Linked DNA regions of Mus musculus: all the other regions are linked to region 1. Evidence: chromatin loops called from intact Hi-C (ENCODE). Cell type or tissue: left cerebral cortex. All regions are shown on one strand. Links, peaks and the distances in the headings refer to the core of each region. The heading gives the core; the rest is flanking DNA. Region 1 holds the start of Ikbkb (inhibitor of kappaB kinase beta). Region 2 holds the start of Plat (plasminogen activator, tissue). Region 3 overlaps Plat (plasminogen activator, tissue).

What was found. Peaks named below come from ENCODE experiments on the same cell type or tissue, not always from the same donor. Only the 100,000 strongest peaks of a DNase experiment are listed, where the experiment ranks them.
Region 2: it touches region 1 in a loop (5-fold over the local background); 14 of 42 quality-filtered maps call a loop at or near these places.
Region 3: it touches region 1 in a loop (2.1-fold over the local background); 14 of 42 quality-filtered maps call a loop at or near these places.

What each region holds. Positions count from the first base shown.
Region 1 is chr8:22,703,345-22,708,970 of GRCm38, reverse strand. Ikbkb (inhibitor of kappaB kinase beta) reads left to right here and starts at 2,388. Exons shown (of 22, transcript NM_001159774.1): 1 at 2,388-2,501; 2 at 2,767-2,889. The coding sequence starts at 2,785. In left cerebral cortex, for the core only: no CTCF peak of the experiment used is centred there; DNase peaks (open chromatin) are centred at 2,381 and 2,764; H3K4me3 peaks cover 1,471 bases; H3K27ac peaks cover 1,190 bases.
Region 2 is chr8:22,754,821-22,760,446 of GRCm38, reverse strand. Plat (plasminogen activator, tissue) reads right to left here and starts at 2,725. Exons shown (of 14, transcript NM_008872.3): 1 at 2,619-2,725. In left cerebral cortex, for the core only: no CTCF peak of the experiment used is centred there; DNase peaks (open chromatin) are centred at 1,241, 2,117 and 2,829; H3K4me3 peaks cover 3,124 bases; H3K27ac peaks cover 2,702 bases.
Region 3 is chr8:22,766,126-22,771,751 of GRCm38, reverse strand. It overlaps Plat (plasminogen activator, tissue), which reads right to left. Exons shown (of 14, transcript NM_008872.3): 2 at 4,585-4,672; 3 at 3,264-3,306; 4 at 1-58. The coding sequence starts at 4,647. Among named protein-coding and RNA genes, the nearest start is that of Plat, 11 kb to the right of the region's middle. In left cerebral cortex, for the core only: a CTCF peak has its summit at 2,783 (motif pointing right); no DNase peak of the experiment used is centred there.

The DNA.
Region 1 (5,626 bases), core at 396-5,395:
AAGTAAGACATTTGATATTGTCATAAAAACAGGCATATTGATGGGGTATAATTGAACACCCAGACATAATAACTCCACATGCCTACAGACACCTGATTTTTTTGACAGAAAGGCCAAACTATTCTGTATCTTCAAGATAGAAATGTAAGAGGACGTGCAAGGAAGGGTGAATAGAATATAGTGTCATAAACAGGAAATCAGAATAAGGACCTAATGGGAAAGGGAGTTTCAGTTTCAGATCAACCTGGGCTTCACAGCAAGACTGCCTCAGAACCAGAATGCAGCTGCCTGTGCCAGCTCTCCCAAAGGTAACCCAAACCAAGGAGAAATGGCTCTTCTGTGTGGCAACCTGTCACTAACTAAACGCAGTTGTGAATGAGACCTCCTTACAAGAGGGCATGTTTACAGAGGCTGGTTCCGTCTGCAGCACTGTGGAAGGATTGGAATGTTACAGAGGCTAATTACCTCATCTGGAACACCCATTGCTACCCCACCTCTGTGTCAGAGCTGACGTTCTGTGGCTAAGAGATTAAAACGAAAACCCAGCTTTTGAAATCTATTAACTTGGTGGGCTAACACCTTCCAAACACTCAACCCAAAGCTAAGAGTGTCATCCGAGAACATCTGATGATTCACAGACTAGCTTCCCCCATCTTGCTATAATCATCTCTCTGAGGTCTCCATTGATGCATTTCAAACTTACCTTGATTTAGTCCTTAAAACTGTACAACGTCTTAAAACTTCTTCCATGTTGGAACATTATATTCATACATGCTTCAGAATAAACTATGATCTTTTTATTCCTTTGAGGAGGTGAGAGCTGTTTCTTTGGATGATACAGTGTACCCTTGATTCCCACTTCCACTTGTATTTGTGTCAAGTACAGGAATCTTTTACCTCAAAATAGGAAGTGAAATAACTACAAGGTTATTGCAGTTGTCCTGACTGGAATGGAGGCTAAAGAGTCTCCTGAGCTCCTCTTTCTGACTTTTAAACTGCCGACATAACAGACCCCGAGAAACTGTAATCTCCCCCAGGAACATCATCTGAGGCCACGTGGGAACCCGTGTAAGAAAGCTGTGACTGTCCCGTGAGCTGTGGTTGGGGCAGAGTGCAGAATGTTCTTCCACAAGTGGCCTTCTAGAAATAATTGCAAACCCCATAAAAAGTGGATGCTCTCAAAAGGGGCGACATGAAGGGTATGGCTTGGGATGTCCACGTTCTCTCTGTGGGAAGGGTGGGGTCCTGGGAGGAATATTCTTGGCTTTTTCCCACAGGTGCAAGGATGATAAGACATAATACCAAGTGTTTTTTCACTTGCTGTTCTTGTATTTGCTTAAGCTCTCTGTAAACATCATCTCATGTTTTGCTTGCTTTAATAATAAAAGAGTGAGAAGTTCTTTATTTGCTCTATTCTTGAGTTCAAACGCTTAGAGTCCCCAGGTTATCCCACAAAGATCTTTGGCTTTCAATCCAGGGAGACTTTGTTAGCCTTGCTGGTCGCTGTCCGCTGCTGGGTTCGGATCTAAAAAGCCAGTAAATGTCAGAAGCCTGGAGCCACTGTGCCACCTTCAGAGGAGCAGAGATTTCACACCGTCTGACAAACGCCACATCATAGGAGAAACTGGAGCCTAGACAACGATGGTGGACCAGAACATATATTGAGCATGACTACTTAGTTATGTATACCACTTGCCTTCCACTTAAACCCAAACCTCATGGCAGGACCCCAAAATTAGACTTGGATCGGCAGAGGTATGGGTGAGAGAGATTAGATCGCTGTCTTTCCCCAATGTAGTCACATTGAATAAACCTCTTTTTCTCCTTTCCATTGGTAATTGTATCGTGAATTAGGCTATGGGAGGTGAGCGGCTGAACCTGGCTTGTTAGAGGCAGGGGTGGATGCTGGTAGGCGTGTGGGGTGTCCTGGTGGAGAAGACAATACCCAGCCTCTTGACCTAATAACTAGTAATTTCTTTATGCTCCCAGTGCTCAAACTCCATTTTTGATAGACAGTGCTAGTTTTTTGTTTTGTCTCTGTACTCTTCCCTCTCCTCCCTTCCTCTTTGAGGGGGATGGTGGTGTGTTACTTTCTGAGGAGCATCAGGATGGTTGATTATTCTTAATACTGAACCAGGAGCGGTGGGAGGACAGGGAGGCAATTCTTAGGACAGCCTCTAAGTCAGCACTAGTCGGGGCTCGGCAGATTCTCCCCTTATTAACTGCCTAGCCAGTCGGATCAAGCTCAGCCTAAAAAGTGCCAGGGTGAAGAAGAGCTCTCCAAGCCGCCAGGTCCTGCGCCGCCAGGTCCAGCACCTTGGCTGGCTGTGGCTGCGTCTCCGAGAGCCAGTGGCTCGCGCGTCCCCTTTAAGAGCCGTCTAGTACCCGTGACGTCAGGGCAGGAAGTGTTTGAGGAAGTGGCGCTGGGCTGGCTGCGTGGGGACCCCGAGTTTTCATGTCCTCAGCGGGTGTCGCTGGCGGCCCCGCGGCCCCCGGGGCAGGTGAGTCCCACGCGAGGGCGGCTCGCGGCGCGTGGACCGGCTCACCCGGGTGTGCGCTCCGCCTCTCCCCGGGGTCCGTGGCTGCGCCGCGCCCGATGCTGAGCGGACCCACCGGTGGGCCCGGCCGCCGCAACTTTTATTTGTTAACTACACCGGTGTCCTAGCCTCCCCTTGCAGGGCAGCAGCCACTGCTGCTCCCAGTTGCTTCTTGAGCTCCAGTGTTCTTCTTACTCTCAACTTGTCCTCTCTCCCTGCTTGCTTCTAGAGTTAGCAGGGCATCGATATGAGCTGGTCACCGTCCCTCCCAACCCAGACATGTGGAGCCTGGGAAATGAAAGAACGCCTGGGGACCGGGGGATTTGGAAACGTCATCCGGTGGCACAATCAGGTAGGGCTCTGGCACCAGGAAGGTGGGTGAGCTTTCTTGGCGCCTCTTCTGACCTGGCCCGGTGTGAATGGGTGGATCCCTGCCTAACCTTGGCGTTGTCCAATGGGAGCGTAAGAAAAAGGACTGCAAAGGGGATCTGTGAGCTGCTAAACTGACTCTTTTTAAAAAACCTTAATAACCATGCCACTTAGAAGGACACATGAGGGAGTAAGCTGTCATTCCAAGTATTTTGAAATTATATTTCTACTAATATTTAGACTAGCACGTAATACATTACATTGTGATAAATGTTGTAGAATACAGGCAGTGTTAAAAAGATGAGAGCAATAAAAAACATTTTAAATAACTTTATTTAAAATATTTTAGGTAGTTGATAACCCCAAGGTTTTTCTCTTCTCTTTCTTTCTCTCTTTCTTTCTTTCTTTCTTTCTTTCTTTCTTTCTTTCTTTTCCATGTGCCGCCATATAATGCTGAGTGATGTGGACTGATTTCATTTTTGGATCTAATTTTTATTCCTATTATTTTAGTCCTTATGTGTCTGATGTGCGTTGCTCATGTTAAAAGTTTGTGTTCTTCCAAAAAAAATTTGGGGGAGGGGGCTGGCAGTAAGTACGCTGAGATTCTTGGCAGGACTCTCTCTAGCTCGGCTGTTTACTGTGGGAGACTTATTTTATCCGATTTGGGTAATGAGTTCATCACAGTGCCTCAGGAGCACACAGTACTTGTGATGTTTCCGCTAAAGAGTACTTACTAACCTCAGGATACTTGAGTATCAGACGTGATGTGTGACTATCAAACTTGGGGGTCATGGCCTGTGCCCTAAGCTGAGTCCTCAATAAGCCAATTAAAATAGGCAAATTAATAGTGGAAAGCAAGGGATTCATTCACTGAGGTCACATTAGGAAGAAGGACAGACAGATCCCCCCCCACCAAGTCCATCTCCATGATCCTAAAATTAGGTTAAGGTCTAAATAGAACGCCAAGGATACTCACATCTAAGCAGTACTGTGGTCCAGCCTACCACTGGCCTGGTTTTGTCATCCTGTGAGATTTTTCTGAGAATGTGTTAGAAATCTGTAACCCAGAAGACAATTTCCCCCTCTGGCTGGGAGCTTTTTCTCTCCCAACATGAAATTTCTGGGGAATTTCCCATCTCTCTGGCATCCAATGTTTAAAAGTATCTCTTTAGAATATCTTCATTTCTGCCAGACCAGTTACTCAACCTCCTGATAGACCCCGCGGGGAGTGCTGTCTGGAGGCCTATTTTTCTATTTTAGGATTCCAGTGTTGGTCAACAGTTGGAAAACATACCAAAACGAGAGGCCACCCTTCTAGGGAATCCTTCCTAAAGAGCTAAAATCAAGGTCTTGACTCAGATTGAGTGGTCCAGGTGAGAGACCAGCCAGGTTGATCGTGGTGATGACAGGGAGAAATAGGCAGACTGAAGAGATATTTAGGGGTTAGTGTGAACAGGACTTGGGTGGATAGAGAGGGCAGGGGCTGGAGTTGGGGAGGAGTACTGGCTGAAGAACCCGCCTGCTTAAACCTGGACATCCTCTGCTGTCTTCATGGACTGATCTCGGGGAAGCCTGGGGGCTGCTTTGGGTGCATAAAAGCAATCTTTAACCCACATCTAAGATCAGAAGATGCTGCATGTCTTCTGTTGGACACGCCTCTGTTCCGGGCCTCTGGATGGATGCAGCTAAAATATGCTAGTTGTACTTGGCGCCAGACATCCCCTTGCTACTTCATACACTGTCTCTTGTCTATAGGCATGAGAATATTTGTAGCTGTCACAGAGAAGTTCCTTGAGAGGCCCTGAGTCAGAAACGTGGCCCAAGAACCAGGATCACTGATGTAAATACATTACATGCCGAGATCGGGCTAGGTTTCTTACATGCTGGGTCTGTTTGGCGTTACCATGAGCTGCGTATCATCCTTACCTTTCTTACATGCTTTCATACCAGGGTCAACAGCTTTAATTTCTGTTTTATAACTGAGGAATTGGAAGCACAGGGGAGTTAGGTAATATATTGAAAGAAGCCATGCTTTTAACACATCTATTCCGATCCAGATGCTACACCCGCACTGTGGCTTCTTCTAGATGGAACTAGAGTTTAGGACACATCCTGCATATAACCGGCTATTTTGTAGGTACTATTTGGTTCTTCGCAACCAACCCAAGCCATTTTGAAGCACCAAGGAAAAACTAAGGGATACTCAAATGTAGCAGATGACGCTACTGCAACTCCCTGGGTTCCAGATACACACAGTGTGGCCTTGTCAGTCTTTGTTGCCTAGGTGCACCCCTAAATCTCACTGAAGGCTCAGTGCAAACCGTTTGTGCTTCGGGTAGGCTACTGTTTGCAGCAGACCTTGAGAGACAAAGAGAGAGGAAAAAGATACAACTCCGGGGACCTCAGCCTCCAGCTCCTTTTGAGGGTAGACAGGGGAAGGAGCCACACACTCTCCCCACCACATAGCACTTGGTTGGAATCCTTACTGTCACCTTGCTAATTCATGCATTTGGGTCACAACTTCTCGTTGAATGCATAAATAGACCCTCATTGTGACAGGAAGTACACCGTGGAAACATCCCAGGATCCTTTGCAACTATTACGTCATCAGTGTGCTCTAATAGGAAAGAGCCTGGCAAACCTGGGGAATCCGTGCTGGGAAATAGAGACCATGCTGGTTGTTAGAAGGCAAGGGGTTATCAGTTATTCTTCCTGTGAAG
Region 2 (5,626 bases), core at 288-5,287, 52 kb before region 1:
GTTTTTCTGGTTTGCCTTTTTCAGGACAGTTTTTCCACCCCACAGCAGGGCCTCTGAAACTCTCTGGGCATCTGGAATCAGCACTTGCCACATTTAGCTGCTTCAGTGGAATCATTAAGGTATAAGCTAACAGGATATTTGCTTCCACAGAATAGACTTGCAGTAGAAAAGTCTACAACGTATGGGACCAGTCTATGCCTGCAGTGATCATTTCAGAGGCACAGGGTGGACTCGGGTCTGTTAGGTCAATCCCCAAAGAAAACTCTAGAGGCTTCTCTCTGATGTGTCAGGAGCACTGAACATGAAGAACAGCTGGCCTGTGTTTTCTGAGCTGCTGACACAGCTCTCCTGGACTGTGCCTTTAAACATTCCAGAGAAATTTGTGATACATGACCAGCAATCTGCTTCATTTGTTTTTCCAGTAACCAAGAATTGAGTTCATCTTACCTTGCACTCCTATCTATAAAAGTTAGTCTCCCAGGCATCATGAAAGTAGACAGTTGGGCCAGTATTAAAGATGATGGTACTTGACCAAGGCTTTGTGAATCTCTACCTGTAACTTAACTTTCCTTTCCTTTCCTTTCCTTTCCTTTCCTTTCCTTTCCTTTCCTTTCCTCCTGAAACAGGATCTCACTTATCCCAGGCTAGCCTTGAGCTTCTGATCTTCTTGCCCACATCTCCTGAGCACTAGGGATTACAAGTGTTCACTGTAACACCAAGTTTACCTGGTGCTGGGAATCAGGCCTAAAGACTCTCTGCATTCCACGTGAACACTCTGCCAACTAAGCTGCAGCCCCAACTCCAGCTCCGTCCTCTAGAAATCTGGGTCGTCAGCACCCGACTGGGTTTGAAGTGAGACCTATCCCATGGCCAGCTCAAAGCTGGCCTTCAGTTCTTGGTTTCTGCATTTAGTTGCTTCCTGCAGCATTTTCTGACACCCAAGAGAAAAAAAAAAAAGAAACAAAAAAAGCTATTCTGAGACAATAGATGCACAGCTGCCAGAACTCAGATTGCACTGTTTCAGCTCAGACCACCAAAGGCTCCCACTCACAGAGACCTGGTGTCTCGGGATGTGTGTGAACTTTACACTGTGAATGGCGTTAAGTCTATTAACTGTGGCTGATAAGCCGTGTTTGCAGCCTCCACCATTAGATGGAGGACGAGCACATGTGTTTTCACCTTACAACCCTCACACCAGTCTTTCCAGTCCACGAGCCTGGCAGGCAACTCTGAGTCACTCTCTGGCTTTGGCCGAGCACCCTGCTCAGTGAGCAGTCTTGATGTGTGCAGCTTCAGTCCCCAAAGCCTTAGCGGAAATATAGATGTTCCTCTGCTCCTCCCGGCTGCATCAAGCATCCTGGGTCTGGGAGAGAGCAGGCCAGCTGCTGTAGAACTCACAGGAGACTTTCCAAATAATCTGGGGGTGTCCTGGAAACTCCGTCCTAATCCAGTTGGTCCGGGGTGGGGGGGTGCAGCTAGTACTGCCCCTGCCAGGATACAGGCTGGCTCTCCTAAAAACACTTTAGGTGGATTGAACAGGATGGTCAGAGGGACTGTTTACATTATAGTGTTTCCAGTATCTGGTCTGGGGCTGAATATTATTTAACCCTCACTGGCTGTGCCCACTCTACCTTCCACTGACCTGCATAGATTTGTTCTGGACAGGCCACGTCTGGATCTCAGTGAAAATCCCTAGCTGTATTTTTCTGTAAGTGTACTCCAGTTGTATTTGTGACGCGCTCGCAGGATTGTTAAATATCCACCACCACAACAGACACACGTTTTTTGTATATGCCCCTGCCCCATTATCAGCTGCGGAAGACCACGGCATCATTCTAAGCTGGCCATCAAATTAAAGCATTGCTACTGCTTTTCTTTGCACTGAAGCTTCGTCCTTAGTTATCTTGGAGCGCTGCATACTTTCCTCCCACGCCCACACCATCTCTCCCTCCCCCCACTCCATCCATCCTCCCGCTGTTTCTGTGAGGTTAAGAAAACAAAGGTCCTGAAGGAATCCAGAGAGCCTTTAGACTCTTCCAGCTGCAGCATGAAAAAGCAAACACATCTGTGCTTGATGTCCAAGGGTGAGATTGACTGGAAGAACGGAAGAGAGGATGCGATGAACTCCCGAGAGACGAGAGGTTTTGCATCCTGACTCCCACTAGTAATGAGAGGTTCCTAAAAATCTCAGCTTCTCTCTGCCAGCCTAGTTAATCATGCTGCCCAGGCAAAATGCCCCCTCCTTGATGCCCAGCCTGTTTTTTAGTGTGTTCCTTGGTCAGAAGGTAGCCATACAACTCTGGCTTCTCAGCTCAGGAAGGCAGCTGAATCTAGTTACTGCCCGTTAGTGCTGCTCCCATTGTCTGTTGAAAGAACCGGAGTCATTCTGTTTGCTTTCTCCCCTGTGCAAGCAAAACTTCTGCAAGAGACACCTCTCTCCCATTCTCTCCCTCTCACCTCAGCTTACCCAGGGTCATTGCAAAGAACCCTGGATGATGCTGGCTGGTCCTCTGTCTGTGCTTCCATTAAGCATCCCTTCACTGGCTCAGTTTGCCCCCAAAGACTTTAAAGGGACAGAAGAAGAGTCAGCTGTTAGATACCGGCAGAAATTAACTTACCGAGAGTGCTTGCTTCTTTCCCACTCTTGCAGGGGCCTCTCCTTGACGCTGAGCTCTTGAGTTCCTGCAGGCTCTGTCTCCCTGAACAGCTCCAGCCAATTTGAAGGATGAAGAAGGGGTGGGGCCAGAGGTGTGGGCGGGGTTTCTCCTCTGCTGGTGGGTGGACTGAGGAGCCAATGGAGCAGCCGGTGTCTCTAAGGAGGGGGAGGAAGTGCGCGCGGAGGAGCACAGCCAGTCTTGGCTTGCCGCCAGTTTGATTATTCACCGTACTGATGTCATCGAATCACAGGAATTTTCAGAGTTGGAGGGGACTTAAGACTCATCCTGTTTTAAAACCCCGGTCTCAAAGGCCTAAAAGGAACTGTAAGGATCTGCTGCTCTAAGCTCCTGTCTTGACCCATGAGTTTATAGTTCTAAACAGCCCCGCCCAGTTGGGGATGGGGGAGAGGTCTTCTGGAATTTGAAGCAACTACCCCTCAGGACACGTGGGCAATTAATTGGCCGGGCAGATGATGATAAGCTGGGTTGGGTGTGACTGGAGATAGAACGCACATGACTTTTGGTGCGCTCCCTACCTCTGACCTGCTCTCCTAGACTGAGGTGCTTCTCTGCGGCATCTCAGCAGAGATCTCTCAGAGAATTGAGAAAAGTGGGGAAATGGGCAGGTCTCTCAGCCTCAGCACCCTGAAATTCTATCCTAAGCCATCCTTCTTCTAAGCCCCACACCCCGGAGGCAGACAATAAAAGCTCCTGAAAACTACTATTCTGATGACCCTTTCACAACCTACCAAAGCCTCGGCAGTCTCGGGGCACCAGGTCACCCAAAATTCCAGTTTAGTCTTCATCTGCAGCTGCTTGCACATCAGAGGGGTGGGCGAGTGGCCTCTGTCAATCTCGGCTGGCGTGGAGCTGAGAGGAGGGTTTCTCAGTAATCACAGGTGCCCTGAGTTTTGCTAAATGCACACTCCCCTCCATAAACACACACACACACACACACACACACACACACACACACACACATCCTCCGAAACCCCAGCTTTTGTGTTTCTACCACCTGTGAGTCTGTTTCCCCTGTCAGACTCCGGGGGGTGGGGGTGGGGGGGGGTGGGAAGCAAGACTGAAGAGCCAGAAATACAAATGGGAAGCTGATACCATAACAATGGGAACTTTGATTTTAGTCAAAGGATTGCAGGGGGGTGGGGTGGGGGGAGTGAAAATAAATCTTAATGATATCACATCCTGGGAAACTTGCCTAGGAGCCCTTTGCTCCAAAGGGCTCCAAGTACAATAACTTGGGGGCAGATGGATAAGAAAATGAAGTGCTGAAGAAAGAGTTCCTAAGGCTAGCTTCTGCAATGGGGGTCCTCTCTGTAGTGTGTGTCACCTGTGGGGGCAGAGAGTTGGCTTAATGATCCCTTTGTTGGGGGCAATGGAAGTGGACAGCTGACGAGGTATCAGGACAAAAACCATGATGAGAAAACTAATTAAGAAGTGATGTGATTCCCAGGATAGCCCAAGGAAAGAGAAGTGGGCAAGAAGCTGACAACACAGCTATTAACCAGGAGGCAGGTGCTCTGTGTACAGACTAAAAGCATCTCCTTTAAAAGGGGATCAGCTTTTAAGGACAAATGAGGTAAATATCCAGATGGCATTATTGGGAATACACTGCTGGGATGTAGGGACTCCTCATGCATGCCATGGCTGGTCCTGCCCTGAAATTAGACCCTATTAAGGCCCAAGGCTCATAGACCTGCATCTCCCTGCCCCATTTCTCCCCGAGGACACAGGGATGGGCTATTAACAAATGCTGAGGTGGTGAGGGACTTTTCTTTGTGAGGGACTTGACCAGAGGACACCCCTCATCTCATACTTCTGGAAGTTACCCCAGTTGAATTCACTGTTTAGTTCTCCAGGCTAGACCCATGGAATTGTTTCCTTTGTCTGTTCTCAGTCTAGAGTTAACAGACGTTCGCTCATATCCGCTTAGAAGTAGTAAAGGCAGCATATACTGTCCAGGCCTTCATCTGCACTGGAGACTTACACTGGCTAGCTGGACCAGGTGGGTGAATTGCAGGCTCATGCACTCCCTGAGGAAAAAAATGGATAGGACAAAGCAAAGTCCTCTTGGAGATGGTGATAGCTATGAAGAATCGCTTACCAGACTGTACAAGAGGGATTTGCACTATTCTAACAAATCGTTCGAAGTGATGAAAATGAAAAGTTAAAAATCAGGCAATTCTCCTGGAGCAGACTTCTGAAATTTTAACCTAATAACAATAAGTTTTAAAATTCCACACATGATTATAAAACCTTGGGTTCTGTTTGTTTGTTTGTTTGCTTGCTTGCTTGTTTTGGAACTATGTAACTCAGGCTGACCTTGAACTCCAAGAATGCACCATCCAGAAGCCTGGTCTAAACCATTGTTTTGATCATGTGACACTGAAGATAATTTAGATGCTCAAAAATAGAGGAGTATTGGCATTCGACATATCAGCATAGTACAGTATTGTATGGTCTGAGGATGATTGATACCACAGTTATATAGACATACCAAAATTAGGAATATCACCTTGCCCCTAAGTGTGATGTAAATTCTATAAACCCCACAAGGATGAGTAGATAAAGATTAAAACACAGCATTAGGGCTCGATTGCTGTAGCAACGGATGGATTTTTCTTTTCAGTTTCTTTCATGGTACCTGCATACCACTCTGAGAAAAAGAAAGTGACTTCATACCAGATGCAGGCACATCTGGATATGCCCAGCTCATGAATCTTACACCAGCATGAGGAAGCAGCAGCTGTCCATACAGGCAGGTTCCAATGACAGAAATGTGCTTTTAGTGACTTACCATGGTCTTGCTCCGGAATCTATTCAACTTCTTTCCAAACAGATTGTATTTTCAGTCAGTTCCTTGGTGGTAGGAATCAAGTTCCTTAGGTTGATCTGTTTTGAATCTTCAAACTAGGATTTCCTTTCTTTGGGCCCACTGCCACCTCATTGAGCTT
Region 3 (5,626 bases), core at 201-5,200, 63 kb before region 1:
CGGAGCCACGACTGGTGCTGTTGGTAAGTTGTCTGCGTTGGCTCATCTCTGCAGGTCGCTGCAAGGCAAAGCAGGTTTGCAAATGAAAGGAAAGAGTCATCACTCCTGGCTCTGCCGGCAGAATGCAGCGAAACTTCTGTGCCTCCAGGTTCTGTAGAAAGCTCTACAAGTGGCCCTGTGGTGAGGCCTAAAGCCTGTACTGAACTGATGTGGGGGTTGTTTCTTGTCATCATTCCTTACAGAATACATTATAATGCCCAATCACTTATAACTGGGGATTATAGCATGTAGATATATTAGATACCATGGGTACTCTGGAAATGATTTAAAGTATACAGGAAGGTGGGTTTTTTACAAACATTGTGTCATTTTATAAGAGACTTAAGCATCAGTGGATTTTGGTACCCCAAGGAGGCCCTAGAACCAAGCCCCAACAGAAACAGACAGAGGTAACTGTGATTCATTGTGTCTCCCTTAGGAATATGGTGGTGATAATAGAAACTTAAAATGTTTCACCAGAACTCTTTGTTGTTATTATCTTCCTGGGTGAACCTTTGTCCTGAGATAACTTGACTATGAAAATACATTTATATTAAGTAATAGTCTATTTCCCACTTTAATCAGTCAAAAATAAAGCTGGTTGGTGGTGGTGCATGCCTTTAACCCCAGCACTTGGAAGGCAGAGGTAGGTAGGTTTCTGAATCTGAGGCCAGCCTGCTCTACAGAGCTAGTTCCAAAACTGCCAGGGTTATACAAAGAAACCCTGCCCGGAAAAAACCAAACCAAACACCTTTCAGATATTTACCTCTCTATACAACTATACCAGAGTTTCTGATCTACAAGAGTACTGCCACACAGAAAAGACACACTTTGGGCTAAAATAAGAAAATTGGCACTTAAATCTGTCAGAAAATGTGATACTTTTGCTAGTATTTTTCATGTAACAAAAATACAGCAGGCATTTAGTCACTGCTTTTCTAGAAACGTCTTGGCGTGGAGCACACGGTATTGACAGCAAAGTGGGGACTGGCACGTCTGCCTTTGTTTTCTCTGTCTACTTTGTCAGGCTCTTGTCTGACCCTACTAAGATGTATTATTCATTCCATGTCCACCCAAACCCAGTGATACTAGGGGATTCTATTTCTCTTCAAATTGAAGAGGCAAAGTTGATTAGAACAACTGAGCCAAGTCCTGCTCCAGACTCTACAAGCTGTCTAAAGGTCTCCAATAATCTTCCTAAGGCTGCAATCACTTTTGACTTCAGTAACAGCAGAGCCTTGCAGGGCAGATAAACCCCACCCCAGCGAGAGAGAGCTGTAATCTACAATGTGGATGCTGGGCCTAGATGGGAGACAGCACCTCTTGGGAGTCAGGCTTTCCTTCCAGGCTACGTCTTTACCAGAGCCACTGAACTCTGCACCCAACTCACTGGTACTCCGGTTCCTTCTCTACCACAAGAGATAGACTTGGGACATCAAACCCCTTTATTTGTTCGTCAGAGTTTTGAGAAGAATTCCAAAGCTAAGCTGGGAGGTACATGTCTGTAATCTCAGCACTTACGAGTCTGAGACAGGATTGCAGAGTTTGAGGCCTGTTTCAGCTACATGGTGAGTCCCAGTCAGACTAGGCTATATAATCTGACTCTATCACCAAAATCAAGCAAACAAAATACCATAAATTTTTAAAAATTAAAAAGAAAAAAATGAGACAGAAGGGCCTGGCACCTCCTCACTTCCCCCTTCCCCATCAAAGAAAAAAAGAGGGAGAAGGAAGGAAAGAGGGAGGGAGGACAAAGGGAGGGAGAGGGAAGGAGAGAGATGGAGGGAGTCAGAGTCAGGGAATGCAGCTATGCATTCCCAGGTACTGTTGGGGTCCTTTGGTGGCCTTTGGGGAGGGAGGGAAGGAATGAAGAGAGGAGAAAAGGGAGGGAGAGAGGAAGAAGAAGGGAGGGAGAAGGGGGAAATGGAGGAAGAAAAGAAAAGAGGGGGAGAGAGGGCAACATAGAGACAGGGGAGACGGTAACCAAGGAAGGGGAGGAGAAAGAGAGGGGAGGGGAAGATAGGGGAGGGGAGAGAGAAGAGAGAGAGAGAGAGAGAGAGAGAGAGAGAGAGAGAGAGAGAGAGAGAGAGAGAGAGAGAGGGAGAGAGATACAGAGAGAGAGTGTGTGTGTGCCACAGAGAGAGTCACAGAGAGAGAGAGACAGAGAGGGGTAGGAATTGAGATCTAAAGCTGAACTTGGGAGTTCTTTGATTTCAAGTCAAGAAGTTGGTTGCTGAAATTTTTTCTCTTAGAACCCTGATAAAAACCTTTGTGTGCTAGCACCCAACTCAAGACAAGAACTTATCTAGGGAGTCTCCTCGTCGAGTGTCTGAGTTAGCCTAAGTCAGTTACCCCTGGAAGAAATGGAATTCATTAAAATAAATTAGTTAAATTAGTAATGGAATTACTAATTTAAACAAGGATTGAAATTAATTAAAGTAATTTTACCAACAGGAAGTAATGAAAACATGGGGATGGTAGCAGATGTTGACCAGGCACTGGTGAGAGCCCAGGAATACCTAGATGACTGGCTGTAGGTAAGTCATCTTTTTTAGGGCTACTTTCTCTTTTTTTAAAAAGATTTATTTTATTTACTTTATGTATATGAGTACACTGTAGTTGTACAGATGGTTGTGGGCCATCGTGTGGTTGCTGGGAATTGAACTCAGGACCTCTGCTCGCTCAGGCCCACAAATTTATTTATTATTATATGGAAGTACACCGTAGCCGTCTTCAGACACACCAGAAGAGGGCGCCAGATCTCATTATGGATGGTTGTGAGCCACCATACGGTTGCTGGAATTTGAACTCAAGACCTTCGGGAAAGCAGTCAGTGCTCTTAACCTCTGAGCCATCTCTCCAGTCCAGGGCTATTTTCTCATCTCTCTCTCAAATACTTTGAGCTGTATTGAGACAGTGTCTTGCTGAGCCCCCAGACTGGCCTTGAATTCATGATCCTCCTGCCTCAGCCTCCCAAGTGTTGGGGTTATAGACACGTATCACCCCCACCCAGCTATAAGTCACCAGCTTTATTATCTCCTGACAGCCTGATGAGCTGCCCCTGGAAGACCATATCTGACTGACAAATAGTGATTAAGCAGGCATTTTTCACAAAAGCACTGGAAGATCTCTCAACAATGCTGCAAGTGGGTGCCAGACCGAAGACAGACCTCCCGACAGTCAAAGTATTATGAGGCCTGGGTCTGCCTCCCTTCACCACTCACCTCTGTAGGACCGGGCTCCTCTTCTGAACCTCCCATGTATTCCCTGCAAAGAGACCAGAATGGAGGAATGGTCAGCAAGAGCTGGGGAAAGACCAACCAGAGTCTTCCAACCAGCTGCTACCTAAGGAGACATAGAATACCCTTTCTTACCTTTTTGTCAAATTACCTGCTCTTCCTACGTGCCTAACACCCATCCCCGGGGCCATGAAGAACTTCTTGCACAACAGAAATGCTTCTTATTCATGTCATCCAGTGTGGCAGACACTAATGTCACATGGCCACAGACTGCTTAAAATGTAGCCAGGGCGACTGATAAACTGGAATTCCGATTTGATTTAGTTCATTTTAAATTTTAAGTTATCGGCACATGGCTAGTGGATTTAAATAAAGCCACAGGTCCTTGTGTCTTTCATGAAGACATTGGGATCCTCCCTTCTCTATCAATCCTGTGCCTGAGCACTGTGTACCCTAACTCTAACCCTATCCCTAACCCCTAACTCTATCCCCAACCCTAACCCCTAACCCTATCCCTTAACCCTAACCCCTAACTATCCCTAAACTGGTTCTTAACCTCAACCCCAACCTTAACCCCTAACCCTATCCCTAACCCTATTCCTAACCCTATTCCTAACCCTAACCCCAACCCCAACCCTAAACCCTAACCGCTAACCCCTAACCGAGTTCTAGATGCACTTCCCACAGCTCAGGTAAGCTTGGCCATATGTATATCGTATATCGTGCTCTGTGTTGAGGTGAGGTTTTGGCAAGTGAGTACAGCCTCTGTCCCCATCAGCTAACCTGCTTCCGTGGCTCAGAATGCCTGTCTTTTCTTAGTACCCTATGGGTGAATTCAAATGCATTTCCTCCCCCCACCCCGCCCCCCACCCATTCTGGGGATCACACCCTAGGCCCTGTGCAGGTTCTTTTTTCACTGAGTTTCAACCCTAGCCATGGAGTCTTTGAAGTCTATGTCAACAAGGTCTCAAACTTGTGACCTTCCTGCCTCAGCCTCCTGGTTGGTGGGAATGCACATGTGCGTGCACTACCGTACTCGTGCAAAGACACTTTTTCACATAATGGCTCCAAAGCAGGGAGGGGCACAAGTTAAGAATGGCTTTAAGCCAGAGGCGTGGCCAGATTCTACTTCTAGAACTCAAATCCTTAGTATCCTACCCACAGGGGAGTGCGCGCTATGTGTCTGATCACTCCTGGGAACGTGTCCTACACCCTGAGGTGCTTGGGCGCATGGAGACTCCTGGTTACACCACCGTTATCTGTAAGTTTGGAGACCCAATGTGGTGAGGCAGGGAGGTAGACCCACCTGGTCAGGCAATGGGAAAGCCAGTCCACAAAGCAGCAGTACACACAGCAGCTCTCTCTTCATTTTGCTCCCCGTTTCTTCTGTGTCCCTTAAGTTTTGGAAGACAAATAAAAGCAATGAAGCACGTGATGTGGGCGGGCAAAGGATCAAAGGACATCCAGGTCTGTCGCTTCATTTCAGGTGACCCATCCAGCAATGACTCTTGCAGACATTGTCTGGAAGATTTCACACACATCTGTGCCTGTCTGTCTAAATGGGGGGTGGAGGGGTGGGAGGAGAGATTTTGTGTGTGTGTATGTGTGTACATGCATGTGTGTGAAAAGTATACAACAGCATTACATTTACCACCTAAGTATTCAATATTCAGCTTAGTGGTATTCAACATATACAAACCGCTATGAACTCAACCCACCATCACATCCGTCTCCAGAGAGTCATCACAGTGAATTCAAATCCCTTAGCCATTGAAGAATGGCTCTTTGTTCTCCTGACCCTTGGCTGCCACCACCCTTGCTTCGTCTGTAACTTTGACTATCTGTATGTGTTATAGATGTGGAATCATATAGTGTCCATCCTTTTTACATCTTTGTAGGTGTAGACCTCTTAGAGTGATATCCTGAAGGGTCAGCCACACTGTAGAGTTCTTGCCCTTTTTTTGAGCCTGAACAATAGCCCATTGTCTGCTGAGACCCCATTTTGCTTGCCTCGTAATCTGCTGATAGATAGTGATTGCTACAAGTAGCTCTTCCCAGAGATTCCTGTAGGCTGCAGGGTAGGAGCCATCTCTGGTGCTTCACCTGGACCTGGCTTCCTGAGAAGAAATTCCTGTCCAGGGCTGAGCTAGGAGTCACATCACTGTCCTGTCTGACTCTCTCAGAAGCAGCTGCAGGAATTCTATTCCTGGCAAGTCATGGTGCCTGGTCAAGCTGCCTCATGTGTCCCCAGCCTTGGTGACTGCAATGGCTAATGCTGCATCTGGGGCAGGGCCTCCCTCTTCCACCAAAGGGAAGGCTCCCTCCACGTTGCCCCCCCCCCCCCGTTC